Regions from separate parts of the Homo sapiens genome. Here regions 1, 2, 3 and 5 are each linked to region 4. A link is a contact called in ENCODE Hi-C or POLR2A ChIA-PET data. All regions are on one chromosome and are shown on one strand. The core of a region is the stretch at or near the end of the contact, and the rest is flanking DNA. Distances in the headings are between cores, read along the strand shown. Region 1 holds the start of RHBDD2 (rhomboid domain containing 2). Region 2 has its middle 36 kb from the start of GTF2IRD1. Region 3 overlaps HIP1 (huntingtin interacting protein 1). Region 4 holds the start of RCC1L (RCC1 like). Region 5 holds the start of HIP1 (huntingtin interacting protein 1).

Region 1 (2,700 bases), core at 135-2,634, 810 kb before region 4:
GGTTGGCATTTTGCTTCTGTCTGTGAGGTGGTGCTATGTATACCTAGGGTGGGGGGAACAGTTTTAGATTGGAGTGGGGAAGCAGGCTATGGAACCATATACCTCAGTCTGGCCATCACCAGAGGCTTCATTATCTGAAGAGTACTTCATTATTTGTTGAGTATTTCCAAAACTGAAATTCCAAGTATAAACATGAAAAGATTCTAGAAGCAACTGTACATGATTTGGAGATTATCTACCCGAAGGCTCTAGTTCCAAAACATCACAGAATAAAAAAAAAAATATAGATTCCTATCTCAATTGCATGACGCAACAGCTCTGCGATTCTCTGCATGAAACCTCAATCTTATCTAGATAACGGGCCAATAACAGGTCCTACGTCATGGGATCCTTGTGAGGGTTAAACGAAATTAATACATATCAGTGTGTGTGCTTTGCAAAACAGCAGGAGATATGCAAATTTCCTGTGTTCCTCTCGAGAAAATGAGGAAGACACGGAGACTAGGAATGTCTTTCAGGAATGGATGTTTATACTTAATTGGTCTGCAAAATTTCTCTCCCCTAGAGAAAAACAAACACTTCTCTCCAAAGGCAGAAGACACCCTGGTACCCCCATGAGCTGGGAATGGCAGTCAAGATTAAGATACAGATGAAAAAGCAGAAGAAATTCCAAATCTCAAGAGGGCAGGACGTTTATAGGGCTTATAGGGGTTTGTGGATAAAGTCCAATTGTCGTGATGTAGGTGAGAGAAAAACGTTTTTCAGTGGGGCTTAGGCCTAAAGCAGACGTAGGTGTGTATGTGAAATGGGAGGGGGAGACGAAAAATCTTTACCCTTGGAGAGCGAGCATGGATTTGCTAGCGAATGGATTTGGGGCCTTAACCAGTCTGGTGGCGACAGGGAAGGGAACAAATTCGGGTAGGGAAGGGATTACAGTGATGACGAAGATGGGGTCTGCAGACAAAGGTGTGGAACACGGAGAGCAAGAGACGGTGCTGGAGGTCGGTCCTCCGGGGGGCGGGCATGGTGATGAGGACCGAGACAGGGGGAGACTGGCGGTGAGGCCTGAAGGGGCGAGTCCCGGAGGCTAGAGCCCAGGAACCGGCAAAGTCGGAGGACAAGGACTCGCCCCGCGATCCCGGCCCGCCCCTGCTCACCTTGCCAGTTGCGAAGGGCCTCGGACTTCAGCGTGAGGCCCGAGGGCGCCAGGGGCTGCTGCAGCAGGAACAGGCGAGGCCCGGAAACCAGCAGCGAGAGCAGCGCAGTGAAGAAGGTGGCGGATGGCACCTCGGGACACAAGCACCAGCTGCGACACCCGGGCCCCGAGGCCGCCATGGCCGCCGTCGTTCCCGCGCCCCGCCTCGACGCCGGCTGCCGGTCCTCTGCTCCTTCCGCCTCCTCGCGGCAGTTTCCCTTGGCAACAGCAGAGGAGCCGGCCGGAGGCCACGCCTCCCAGAGGCCCCGCCCCATGCCAAGTTGTCCAATCCGGTAGCGCCGATCAGCCCCCCCCCCCCCCCCCCCCGTGCGTGGGAGGCCGGGACGGGGGGAGGGGGGTCGGGGCCACTTCCGGGTAGGAATGTTCCAGCACCGTGTTTGATTCCATCCTACTCGGGCTGGTACTGAAACTGCTCCTATAAACTTTAGGAAATTAATCAGGGAAGAAGGGAGGGGGAAAAACGAAAATAAACGAAGCTTGCAGCACACTCTGCGTTCATCACTAGGTCACCTTGCTCTCCGACCTGCTTGCTCATAGCTCTGTGTATCAGCTATGATAGGTGCCCATCGTCTGTCCTAGAATCACGTAGACCCTGTCACAAGATTACAATTCCCCTTAACTCCATAGATAACAACTTGAACATTATGAAACGTTTTCCCTTGGAGATATTCTTTCAGGTCCCGCATACCAGCATAATTACTGACACCAGTTGTTCTGAAGGAGCCCACAGAAGCAAGACTCAATGGGGACTGCAGTTTCCATATCCTGAGGATTTCAACCCCCTTACCCTGACCAGTCGATGACCCCAATTTTCCAGCCCCTCACCCTTCACAATGCCCTTTAAAATCCCAGCCCGGAACTCCTTGGGGAAGATGGATTTGTTGGTCTCCCTGCGTCTCCTCCTAGGCACCCTGCCATCTTTAAACCCTTTTTCTGCTGATAACCCTGCTTCCTCAGTGTAACTGGTCTGTTATTGCACAGCGGGCCTAGGCACCTGTTGGTCCTGTAATAATACCTCATGATTATTATGCCTTACAGCTCACAGAACTCTTTCATATCACGATCTTCCCATCTGTATTCATCCCTATTACACCAAAGAGGAAACAGGACTAGGGAGGGCCCTGGGTAATTCAGTTACATGGCAAAGACAGAATTAGAACTCAGTTCCTCCTGCTATGGCCCGGAATTGGCCTCCAGTACAGCCAGGGGCAGCTTTATCTTCATATTGAAGAAAAGGGGCAGGAGGCTGGGCACGGTGGCTCACGCCTGCAATCCCAGCACTTTGGGAGGCCGAGGCGGGCGGATCACGAGGTCAAGAATTAGAGACCAGCCTGGCCAACATGGTGAAACCCCGTCTCTAATAAAACTACAAAAATTAACCCGGCATGGTGGCGCGTGCCTGTAATCCCAGCTACTCCGGAGGCTGAGGCAGGAGAATCGCTTGAACCCAGGAGGCGGAGGTTGCAGCAAGCCGAGATCGCACC
Region 2 (2,700 bases), core at 28-2,527, 660 kb after region 4:
GCGTGTGTACCTGTGTACATGTGTATATGTGTACATGTATGTGTGTCTGTGTGTATGTGTATTTGTCCGTGTGTACATGTGTCTGTAGTGTTTGTGTGTCTGTGTATGTACGTGTTTGTGTATGTGTATGAGTTTTTGTGTATGTGTACGTATTTGTGTGTGTCTGTGTACGTGTCTATAGTGTTTGTGTATGTATGTGTTTGTGTATGTATATGTGTATGCATGTGTGTACGTGTGTACATGTATGTGTGTACGTGTGTGCATGTTTATATGTGTCTCTGTGTGCGTGTATATATATATGATGTGTACATGTATGTGTGTCTCTGTGTATGTGTGTATGTATCTGTGTGTGTGTGCCCATGCATGTGTGTGGGTCACTTGGAAAGGCCTGGGGGTGTGGGGTTGGAGGCAGGATCTGAGGCCTGAGCTGGGGGTGGGGGACAGGGCCCAGAGTGTGATGAATATGATGGACCCCAGGCTGCGGACCCGGTGCGGGGCTGTGAAGGTGCTCCTGGTGAACTCCAGGCTTGGGGCTGCTGGGAAACCGAGGCACAGCTGTGCGTGGGGCCAGCTGGAAATTGTGGCAGCGGGAGAGGGTGGCTGGGAGGGGGTCTAGACGGGGCTGGAGCCACCCTGGAGGCAGCAAGTCCTTCCCTTTGCTGGTAGCTCCAGAGAAAGGGCCCACAGCCTTACCCAAGGTTCCAGAGAAGCTTCTAGAAGTGAGCATCCTGGTTATTCGTCCTATACCATGTTCCTTCTGAATTTACACTGGACCCCAACTTCAGTCTCAAAACACTTCCCAGCCTCTCTTGGGGAGTGGGAGCGGGACCAGGGTGACTGCCCAGCTGAGGTTGGCAAGGGGGACGTGATGGGAGGGTTCAGGACTGAGAAAGTAGGCCAGGGTCAGCTCTGTGGAGGGAGCCCAGCCTGCGGGGAGGGGAGGCAGTGCTGTGCGGGAGGAGGGAGGCCAGGACAGTCCTGGCCCGGCACGGTCCCAGAGAGGGAATGAATGTCCACGCCCTGGCCGGCCTCTCTCCCAGGGATGGAAGTGTGGACACACACGGATACTCACAGAGAGGCCTGAACCAAGTCTGGGAGGCAACAGGGACAGGGAGCTCTGGGACTAGGAGCCGGGACACCTGGGTCCCCGTTGTTGCTCCCACGTGCAAAGCTGGCCTGTGTCTCCAGCCTTGCAGCCCTAAAGCCCAGTCTGGACAGAGGGTGGAATGGACAAGCCGCAGTGAGAGGGCCGAGGGTGACACCTGCTGGTAAATGGGAGGCATCACAGGCAAGACTTGGCTGGTGGGTCTCTTGCCGCCCAGGGGTGCGTGGTGTCACCCACCCTCCAGCCTCCCCTCCTGTTCTTCACCCCAGGACCCCACAAAAGGAGAAGGCAAATGTTTCCCGATCAGACCTGGAGGGTTTGATCAATGTCTCCCTCTCAGGCAGAGCAAAGAGAAGTGGGGCAAGAGAAGTCCCAGTTTATTTTTTTGAGACGGGGTCTTGCTCTGTCATCCAGGCTGGAGTGCAGCGGGGCTCACTGCAACCTCCGCCTCCTGGGCTCAAGCCATTCTCCTGCCTCAGCCAACCAAGTAGCTGGGATTACAGGCGCCTGCCGCCACGCCCGGCTAATTTTTGTATTTTTAGTAGAGATGGGTTTTCACCCTGTTAGCCAGGCTGGTCTAGAACTCCTGACCTCAAATGATCTGCCTGCCTTGGCCTCCCAAAGTGCTGGAATTACAGGCATGAGCCACTGTGCCTGGCTAATTTTTGTATGTTTAGTAGAGACAGGGTTTCACCATGTTGGCCAGGCTGGTCTCAAATTCCTGACCTCAGGTGATCTGCCCTCCTCGGCCTCCCAAAGTGCTGGGATTACAGGCGTGAGCCACCGCGCCTGGCCTAGAAGTCCCGGTTTCTGAGCTTCCCTCAACATGAGACAGACACTGTGTTGGAGGGGGAGGGTTGCAGCAGTGGTTGTCGCCATAACCCCATGCCATGGAGATGCCTTCCAAAGGCCAGTACTGTGAACCTTGGGGCGGAAGGGTCATGAGGACACCCCGCCCCCTGCTTCAGACCACACTGGTTCAATCCCCACCCCCAAAACACTGATGCTCCAAGCTTTATTTAATTTTCCCAAAGCTGGACCCAGGGCCACATCCCAGGAGTGACCCAGAGAAGGATGTCCCCCCAACCCCTACCCAAACCATGATTCCCAAGATGTTCAGCTGTGACCCCTGCCTGGGGCTTATGTTACCACTTTATAGATGAGAAAACTGAAGCTGGGGAGGGAAGGGCTCTGCCCAGGGCCACAGGCTGGTTACTGCCCAAGTCAGAGTTGGAACTTGGGTCTCAGCTGCTGCAAGGTGCTGCCTTTTTTTTTTTTTTTTTTCTGAGACAGGGTCTTGCTCTGTTGCCCAGGCTGGAGTGCAGTGGCACAATCATAGCTCACTGCAACCTCGACCTCCCAGGCTCAAGCAATCCTTCTGCCTCAGCCTCCTGAATAGCTGGGACTACAGAGTGTGCCACTGTGCTTGGCCAGTTAAAAAAAAATATATATATATAGGCTGGGCGCGGTGGCTCATGCCTGTAATCCTTGCACTTTGGGAGGCAGAGGCAGGTGGATCACCTGAGGTCAGGAGTTCGAGACCAGCCTGGCCAACATGATGAAACCCCCCCTCTACTAAAAATACGAAAAAATTA
Region 3 (2,700 bases), core at 64-2,563, 520 kb before region 4:
ATTTTTGTAATTTTAGTAGGACCGGGGTTTTGCCATGTTGGCCAGGCTGGCCTTGAACGCCTGGCCTCAGCCTCCTAAAGTGCTGAGATCACAGGCATGAGCCACCATGCCTGGCCGAAAAAAAGAAAGTCTTAGCTTCAGAGGTTGGTTGGCCTTAAACTGAGGCAGGGGCTCTCTACCTTCGTGAACAGGTTCAACCTATGCCAGGGGGAAGAAGACAAGAGCCTTGAAGTGGATTAGGGAATGGGTGACTTGAAAGCCCTCTGTAAGCCCACCACACCCAGGAGCAGCCTGTGGCTTTGTAGAGAGGTGCAGGACCATGCTGGCTGATGAATCCCTAGGAATCTGCCTTTGAGTTGCAGAATCCAGGAACTGGAGCGCTTAATCCCCAAAGGCTGAAGGAGAGAGTCTGCCAGGGGGGTGGCTAAGCTTTTAACTCTCTGTGTGCTGGGCCAGAGCAAGGTGGAGTTCCGGGCAAGCAGAGTTGGGACTTTTTTTTTTTTTTTTTTGAGACAGAGTCTTGCTCTGTCGCCTAGGCTGGAGTGCAGTGGCATGATCTCAGCTCACCGCAACCTCCGCCTTCCAGGCTCAAGAGATCCACCTGCCTCAACCTCCCAAGTAGCTGGGACCACAGGTGTGTATCACTACCCCTAGCTAATTTTTGTATTTTTAGTAGAGACGGGGTTTTGCCATGTTGCTCAGGCTGGTTTCAAACTCCTGAGCTCAAGCAATCCTCCTGCCTTGGCCTCCCAAAGTGCTGGAATTACAGGCATGAGCCACCGCGCCCAACTTCGGAGGCCGCACCCAGCCTCAGAGGCTGGACTTCTGTCTGCAGTGGGAAGCTTCTCCTCACCTGGGCTCTTGGTTACTGTGTCACAGCCAGGCAAGCCAGAGCAGCTTGTCCCGAAGCCTTCTAGCCTCAACCCCTAGAGGCGACCCTCCAGGTTAGATAGCCAGAGAAGCCCAGCATTGCTTAGTGTGATATATGAACTGCTGTTTGCTAGAGGGAAAGCAGCTTGCCTTTAGTGGGAAGATGCTTTGGCTGGAATTAGGATGGCGGCTGCAGAACCTCTCTGGGGTAACCCAGAAGTCCAGCCCTGTGCGAGCCTAGCTAGATCTTGCTCTTTTTTTCCCCAGAAAGACACAGGCCCCTTGGTTTCCTGCATCACGTTTGGTACCCTTGCGATGATTCAAAGCAAACCAAGAAAAGCCTTTATTTTAAACGGCCCAGTGGATTTTCTCAGAGGAAATGACTCAGCCCTGACCCTTACCTACGAATAATTTGTGATCAATCTGATAAAAGATATGAGTAAGGGAGAGACAGTTATCATCAGGCAGTGTGCTGTTCAGGACAAGACATGGGTGCAGAGAGGCCAGGCCTGCAGCGGCAGGGTCAGGTCACATGCTGCCGGGAGGCTCCCTGGGAGGAGGGAAGGGGCCCTGCAAGGAGATTCTGACATTCTGCCACTGGAACTCTCGGGCTCACTCTGGGACCTTGAGTGGGGCCTCCATGAGTCTTAGGTCACTTTCTGTTCAATCAAAGGTTGGACAAAGAAGATTTCAGGCCAGGTGTGGTGGCTCATGCCTATAATCCCAGCACTTTGGAAGGTGGAGGCGGATGGATGACCTGAGGTCAGGAGTTCGAGACCAGCCTGGCCAACATGGTAAAACCCCGTCCTACTGAAAAAACAAAAATTAGCCAGGTGTGGTGGCAGGTACCTGTAATCCCAGCTACTTGGGAGGCTGTGGCAGGAGAATCACTTGAACCTGGGAGGCAGAGGTTGCAGTGAGCCGAGATCGTACCACTGTACTCCAGCCTGGGCAACAAGAGCAAAACTCTGTTTCAAAAAGAAAAAGATTTCAAAGATTTAACAGTCCAGCCCTAACATTCTATGAGTCTCTGATTCATAATTTCTAAATGGTGAATAAATGTTGAAAAATCAACTCCATACAGTAGGGTTTGAAATGCCTAATTAAAGATATCCCAAAGCTTTTTTTTTTTTTTTTTTTTTTGAGGCAGGGTCATGCACTGTCACCCAGGCTGGAGTGCAGTGACACAATCAGTTGGAGGCTCACTGCAGCCTCCAACTTTTAGGCTCAAGTGATCCTCCCACCTCAGCCTCCTGAGTAGCTGGGACTATAGGCACATGCCATCATGCCTGGCTAATTTTTTATAGAGATGGGGTCTCACTGTGGCCCAGGCTGGTCTTGAACTCCTAGCTAGGCTCAAGCAGTCCTCCCGCTGGGCCTCCCAAAGTGCTGCAATTACAGGCGTGAGCCACCATGCCCAGCGCATTTATCTATTATCAGGTCTTTTATCAGCTGCCTTAGATACAAACTGAATAAGCATTAGGAAGTCTGACTTCAGAAATGCTGCTTACACATTTATCACAGATGCCTAAATGGTGAACAGGTTGGCCCGCCACCTTGGTATTCACTCCTGGAGGGCTGGGGACTGAGTCTTATTTTTCTTATTTTCTTTTTTTTCTCCCTGAATGGATTTTACAGGCTTTGACACATACTTGGGGCATAAAAATGCTTATATGTGAAAGAATGCCAGAAAGGCATTATTTCTGAATTATTTCAGAAATCGCTCCTACACCAAGGCCAGGCACAGTGGCTCACACCTGTAATCCCAGAACTTTGGGAGGCCAAGGTGGGTGGATCTCTTGAGGCCAGGAGTTCGAGACCAGCCTGAGC
Region 4 (2,700 bases), core at 72-2,571:
AAAATGCTGGGATTACAGGTGTGAGCCACTATGCCTGGCCAATCCATCAGTTTTTTTAGGAGCCAAACAGGTGAACTCAATGGGGAGCTACCCATTGGATAGGAATCACCACCCCTCTGAATCTTTTACATCTTTGAAGGTGGCACTAGCATCTACAATTCCATGTGGCAAACAGTGTGTGTTCTGATTGAATACTGGCTGGGTCGAGACAGGGTAAGGGGACCGATGTGAATGGCTAAGTTTATCTATCCCAAATGGTGGCAGGGAACTTACTACCAGGCGGGTCCATAGACACATTTATTTTTACTTTTATATTTACATTTAATTTAATTTTTTTTTTTTTCAGAGACAGGGTCTCACTCTGCTGTCCTGGCTGGAGTGCAGTGGTGCAATCATGGCTCACTGCAGCCTCGAACTCCTGGGCTTAAGCCATCCACCTGCCTCAGTCTCCTAAGTAGCTGGCACCACAGGTGCACACCATCACGCCGAGCTAATTTTTAAATTTTTTTGTAGAGAAAGGGTCCCACTATTTGCCCAGGCTGGTCTCGAACTCTCAAGTGATTCTCCCACCTTTGTCTTCCAAAGTGCTGGAAGACTGGGTCCGCCGCAGAGAATACATTTCATAGCCCGGGAGACTGGTGGTTTCAGTGCCTTCATGAATTTTACTCCCTGTAGTAAGAGGCTTTCCATGAGCAGTCTTGTGGTCACCACATTTTATTAGTGGGTTTTCCCCAGTCATCTTCCATAAAACAGGCCTGCACAGGCTGGGGGCGGTGGCTTATGCCTGTAATCCCAGCACTTTGGGAGGCCGAGGTGGGTGGATCACTGGAGGTCAGGAGTTCAAAACCAACCTGGCCAACATCGTGAAACCCTGTCTCTACTAAAAATACAAAAATTAGCCGGGCGTGGTGGCGTACGCCTGTGGTCCCAGCTACTCGGGAGGCTGAGACACGAGAGTCACTTGAACCCAGGAGGGGGAGGTTGCAGTGAGCCTGTCGATAGGTTTGAGGGGACCTGGGCAGGGGATGCGAAGGCAGCAGGGAATCGTCCACTCCAGCTCGCTGTCGCTGGAGGACGGCCTGGGGCGGCGTGGGAGCAGACCGGAGCGGAGACGGCTGCAGCAAGGCCAGGTAAGAAATGTCGCGGGGCAATAGCAAGGGAGCAAAACAGGACACGCAGTTTCGCTAAGGGACAAGAATCCTAATCCCGCCCCTAACCCCGCCCCTCACCATCGCCACGCCACGCCTCCCTGAGCCTTGGGCTGCCGTCAGCGCCTTTGCCTTCAACCAGGAGTAAAAGTGGCCGTAGCCTCTTCCGGCGAGGACTGGTGTTAAGGGTCACGCAAGATGGCGGCGCCCAGAGGCTGCTGAGGCGCGGAACGGAGGATGGCGCTGGTGGCGTTGGTGGCTGGGGCTCGGCTGGGGCGGCGGCTGAGCGGGCCGGGGCTGGGGCGAGGGCACTGGACGGCGGCCGGGCGCTCCCGGAGCCGGCGCGAAGCGGCAGAAGCCGAGGCGGAGGTGCCCGTGGTCCAGTACGTGGGCGAGCGCGCTGCCCGCGCCGATCGCGTCTTCGTGTGGGGCTTCAGCTTCTCGGGGGCGCTGGGCGTGCCTTCCTTTGTGGTGCCCAGCTCCGGGCCCGGGCCCCGCGCCGGCGCCCGACCGCGCCGCAGGATCCAGCCCGTGCCCTATCGCCTGGAGCTGGACCAAAAGGTGCAGGCCGCGGCTTCCTCCTTCTCTCCTTCTCTCTCTTCCGCGCTCCCGGCCTCCCTCGACCTGTTCGGCTCTCTTCAAGAAGTTGGCTCCTCTGGGTGGACAGACTTCCGGCAGGACGACCCTCGAGCTGGCTGCAAGCCCAGGAGGGGAAGGCGTTAGGGGTGGCCATCAACATTTATTGGGTGGCAGTGCCAGATGTTGTGCCGGGTCGTGTCATTCGCTTAGCACCCAGTGAGTCGACAGTTATTCCCAATTACAGGGAAGGAAGGGGAGGCCCAGAGAGGTTGAGGCCCGAGGCCCCACCGCTGCTAGCTGTTTATATGCGGTGGAATTCTCACTCAGGCCAGCGTGACTGCAGGAGTTCTGATGTTAGGAAAGCAAAATTCAAAAGTCCATTGAAAATGTATACCAGCTGAGGTGTTTCAATGAACAACTCAGAAAGGGGATTTTTTTGTTTTAATTTATTTTTTAGAGACAGGGTCTCGCTCTGTCGCTCAGGCTGGAGTGCAGTGGTGTCATCATAGCTCACTGCAGCCTCGACCTCCTGGGCTCAAGAGATCGTCCTGCCACCTAGCCCGGCAAATTTTTGTATTTTTAGTAGAGATGGGGTTTCGCCATGTTTGCTAGACTGGTCTTGAACTGAACTCAAGCGATCCGCCCGCCTTGGCCTCCCAAAGTGCTGGGATTACAGGCGTGAGCCACTGTGCCTGGCTGAAAGAGGATTGATTTTAAAATCAAACCATCTTTGGTCTATATCCAACCTCACTGGAAGCCCCGGTTTTCTCATCGGGTCAGTGAAGGGAGGATTGATGAGAGTGTAGTTAAAACACCCAACAAAGACCTTGGGGTTGTCACTGTGTTAAATTCACAGTAGCTGTAGTACTGAGTTTTCCTTTTCATGGTAATAGCCTGAGTACGTAACGGTGTAGTGTCAGTGAAAAGCATGCAGTCAAGTTACTCAACCTTTAGAAGCCACACTTTCTCATCT
Region 5 (2,700 bases), core at 138-2,637, 670 kb before region 4:
CTCCGAGTTTCAAATAACTTTTAAAAAATACATCTATGCCGGGTGCTGTAGCTCATGTCTGTAATCACAGTACTTTGGGAGGCCAAGGTGGGAGGCTTGCTTGAGGCCACGAGTTCGAGACCAGTCTGGGCAACATAGAAAGACTCCATCTCTGCAAAAAAGATAGCCAGGCTTGGTGGCGTGCATCTGTAGTCCCAGCTACTCGAGAGGCCGAGGCAGGAAAATCGCTAGGACCCAGGAGCTCAAGGTCCCAGTGTGTTACGATCTGCACTCCAGCCTGGGCGACAGAGGGAGACTGACTCCAAATGAAACCAAAAAAAAAAAAAAAAACAAACAAAAACAAAAACAAAAACACACCTAAATTGGAGTTTAACGGAAAACTTTTAACTTTCTCCAGCACTCCTGCTAAGCATCACACTTCTCTCTGCTTGCTGGTACCCTGGCTGACGTCTGAGCAGGATGGGACGCGCGGCTCAGAGCCTAAGATAAACCGAAAGTGTCTACAGGGCTTTCTACCAACAAATAAGCTCTGACGGGTTCCTTTGATGAGGTTTGGGAGGCAGGTCCCGGGAGGTGCCCGCGGACTCAGCCCCGAACTCCGGGACCTGGGCTCTGCGATCCTTGCAGAGGGCATGGGCAGGGGCAGAATGGAGAAGTGCAGGACGGGGAAGCCTGGGAGCTGGGTGGGGGCGGCCACCCATTGAGCCGGATCCGGCCAGGCGCCCACGCTGCGCCCCGCCCGCGGGGCTGCGCTTTCCCGGGCTGCGGCCGCAGGGCTGGTCAGTCCGGCGCTCCCGGGTCCCAGGCCCGGAAGGAGCTAACGGGCTATTCGCAGGCGGGCTGGGATTCCCCCGGGGGAGGCCCCACTGCCCGGCCCGCGTCATCCCCGCCCATCTCCACGGGCCGTCGCGGGATAGCCCCCTGCAGGAGCGGGCAGGGTAGTGGGCGGCGCTTGGCGGAGGGCAGCACGCTCGGGGCGCGCGGGGACTGCGGCCGAGGGGAGGAGAGGGCGGTGCGCGGGCGGGGGCGGGGCGAGCGAGGGCATATCAGGGCAGCCCGCCCAGGCCACGCCCCATCCAGGCCTCGCCCCGTCCGCACCCCGCCCCGGCCCTGCCTAGAACGGCGGGACCACGGTGACTGACAGGACTCCAGACCAGTCACCACGCGCCTCGAGGCCCCGAGAGGCTAGTCGGGGCCGAGCCAGCGGAGGGGCTCCTGAAGGGGCGGGGGCGGGCGGGGAAGCCGTTCGGCGAGGGGCGGGGTCTCTGGAAGACTGGCAGAACTCACAGCCAATGGCAGGCGGGAGCCGTCCCGTTAGCGCCGGATCCCCGCGGGTAGGGCGGGGCGGGCGGCGCCGTGGGGATCCCGGGGCAGCCGAGGGCCCCTGACTCGGCTCCTCGCGGCGACATGGATCGGATGGCCAGCTCCATGAAGCAGGTGCCCAACCCACTGCCCAAGGTGCTGAGCCGGCGCGGGGTCGGCGCTGGGCTGGAGGCGGCGGAGCGCGAGAGCTTCGAGCGGACTCAGGTGAGGACGGGGGACCCCGGGGCATCCCTGGGGCACCCTGAGGGACGCGGTGTCCGGGAGGGGCTTTGAAGGGAGTAGGAGTCTTGCAGGCCCCAGTTGAAGACGGGGCGAGGGTGTAGTGAGCGGGGGCATTGACGTGCAGATCTGGGCGATCCCAGGAAGGTCGGGGACCCCAGGGTACCCCAGCTGGCCTGGGGAGAAGGGCAGAGGCGGGCTCGGAGGAGATGGCAGGATGCGTGGCCAAGAGGAGCCTGATCGGCTGGGTACCGGGCAGGAGTCCCAAGATGAGGTGAGAGGGGAAGGAACTGAAAAGGGGCGGAATGGAAGGGTTGCCCCTAAACAAGGGAAGCGCACGGGAGCCACTTGGAGGCTCAAGTGTGGGGGCGGAGAGTGGGGGCGCCGGGCTGGGAATGTGAAGGGTGAGGGGACCTCTCTTCCCCTCCGATCACTTCTTGGTTGCATTGACATCCCTTCCCACCCCCCACCCCTTAGCATCCCCCTTTCTCGATGCCTCTTGCTTGGCTCTGGCCAGCCCCAGCTGTCAGCTCTGAGGCCGGGCGGAAGGGGTCGGAGCAGGGAAAAGGAATGTAGGAAATGCAAAGTGTGGCCACTTTGTGGGAAAATTACTTTGGGGGCTAAAGTGGAGACCATGGTGCCCCTGAGCCCTGACTTGGGGTCTTGGTTTTATCCCCCAAGATGTGCCTGACAGCTAATAGGCAGACTGCCCTATTTGTCCTGCCTGGCCAGGGCTTGGGGCCAAAATTCCTCAGTGTCATCAACAAAAAGCCACAATCCATTTTTTTCTCCGAGTTTTTAATGCCTGGTGTATTGATTGGGCTGAATTAAGCTGACATGTTGATGGTGTTCATCAATTCATTTGTATGTAAAATCCATTTCAAAGAGTACAACGCTTCTTTTAATCCCAGTGCCAATGCTGGAGGGGCAGATTTCTTCTACACTCTTGTGCTCAGAGTGGAACCTTTGAAGATCCATTTGGGTCCCCCTCTCCAGAGGCTGGTCCCCTGATGTGTTATGCGAGGAATACTTCCCCCAAACACAGTTGGAGGGAAAGGGCTTTGGGATTTTAGTTAGAAAAGACAGTGAGAATCTGACTGAAGGTTCTGTATATGGAATCTTTCAAAGAATAGAGCTTTTGGCCGGGCGCGGTACCTC

The links. A loop is a pair of places that touch in the nucleus more often than their neighbours do. ChIA-PET counts read pairs that join two places held with the same protein, here RNA polymerase II (POLR2A). Pooled maps may share reads with other maps.
Region 1: a loop to region 4 is called in a map of naive thymus-derived CD4-positive, alpha-beta T cell, with 5 times the contacts of the local background. The contact joins the promoter of RHBDD2 here to the promoter of RCC1L in region 4. A Hi-C loop is called at or near these places in 1 of 168 maps with a recorded cell type or tissue (naive thymus-derived CD4-positive, alpha-beta T cell), 1 of 37 single-sample maps with no recorded cell type and 10 of 50 pooled maps.
Region 2: a map of natural killer cell shows a loop between it and region 4 (8-fold over the local background). The contact joins the enhancer-like site here to the promoter of RCC1L in region 4. A Hi-C loop is called at or near these places in 1 of 168 maps with a recorded cell type or tissue (natural killer cell), 2 of 37 single-sample maps with no recorded cell type and 2 of 50 pooled maps. POLR2A ChIA-PET finds 5 or more read pairs at or near these places in 2 of 52 experiments (PC-9 and Panc1).
Region 3: a pooled map shows a loop between it and region 4 (2.7-fold over the local background). The contact joins the enhancer-like site here to the promoter of RCC1L in region 4. A Hi-C loop is called at or near these places in 2 of 50 pooled maps. POLR2A ChIA-PET finds 5 or more read pairs at or near these places in 2 of 52 experiments (A673 and OCI-LY7).
Region 5: a loop to region 4 is called in a map of CD8-positive, alpha-beta T cell, with 13 times the contacts of the local background. The contact joins the promoter of HIP1 here to the promoter of RCC1L in region 4. A Hi-C loop is called at or near these places in 2 of 168 maps with a recorded cell type or tissue (B cell and CD8-positive, alpha-beta T cell), 7 of 37 single-sample maps with no recorded cell type and 14 of 50 pooled maps. POLR2A ChIA-PET finds 5 or more read pairs at or near these places in 3 of 52 experiments (CD4-positive, alpha-beta memory T cell, H1 and activated B cell).

What each region holds. Positions count from the first base shown.
Region 1 is chr7:75,877,718-75,880,417 of GRCh38, reverse strand. It overlaps RHBDD2 (rhomboid domain containing 2), which reads right to left and starts at 1,384. Exons shown (of 4, transcript NM_001040456.3): 1 at 1,158-1,384. The coding sequence starts at 1,335. RefSeq lists silencers at 1,004-1,183, 1,284-1,533 and an enhancer at 1,080-1,688.
Region 2 is chr7:74,416,133-74,418,832 of GRCh38, reverse strand. No RefSeq gene overlaps it. Among named protein-coding and RNA genes, the nearest start is that of GTF2IRD1, 36 kb to the left of the region's middle. RefSeq lists a silencer at 1,208-1,337. Within about 2 kb of position 1,277, at least 2 of the 41 ENCODE cell types and tissues checked have a DNase peak (open chromatin) inside an H3K27ac peak, as active enhancers do; they include Panc1, where a contact is called at or near this core.
Region 3 is chr7:75,595,549-75,598,248 of GRCh38, reverse strand. All of the region lies in intron 2 of HIP1 (huntingtin interacting protein 1), which reads left to right. Among named protein-coding and RNA genes, the nearest start is that of SPDYE5, 100 kb to the right of the region's middle. RefSeq lists enhancers at 1,317-1,456, 2,371-2,700. Within about 2 kb of position 1,313, at least 3 of the 41 ENCODE cell types and tissues checked have a DNase peak (open chromatin) inside an H3K27ac peak, as active enhancers do.
Region 4 is chr7:75,072,423-75,075,122 of GRCh38, reverse strand. It overlaps RCC1L (RCC1 like), which reads left to right and starts at 1,321. Exons shown (of 11, transcript NM_030798.5): 1 at 1,321-1,709. The coding sequence starts at 1,386. RefSeq lists a silencer at 1,416-1,635.
Region 5 is chr7:75,737,628-75,740,327 of GRCh38, reverse strand. It overlaps HIP1 (huntingtin interacting protein 1), which reads left to right and starts at 1,387. Exons shown (of 31, transcript NM_005338.7): 1 at 1,387-1,527. The coding sequence starts at 1,408. RefSeq lists a silencer at 610-1,599.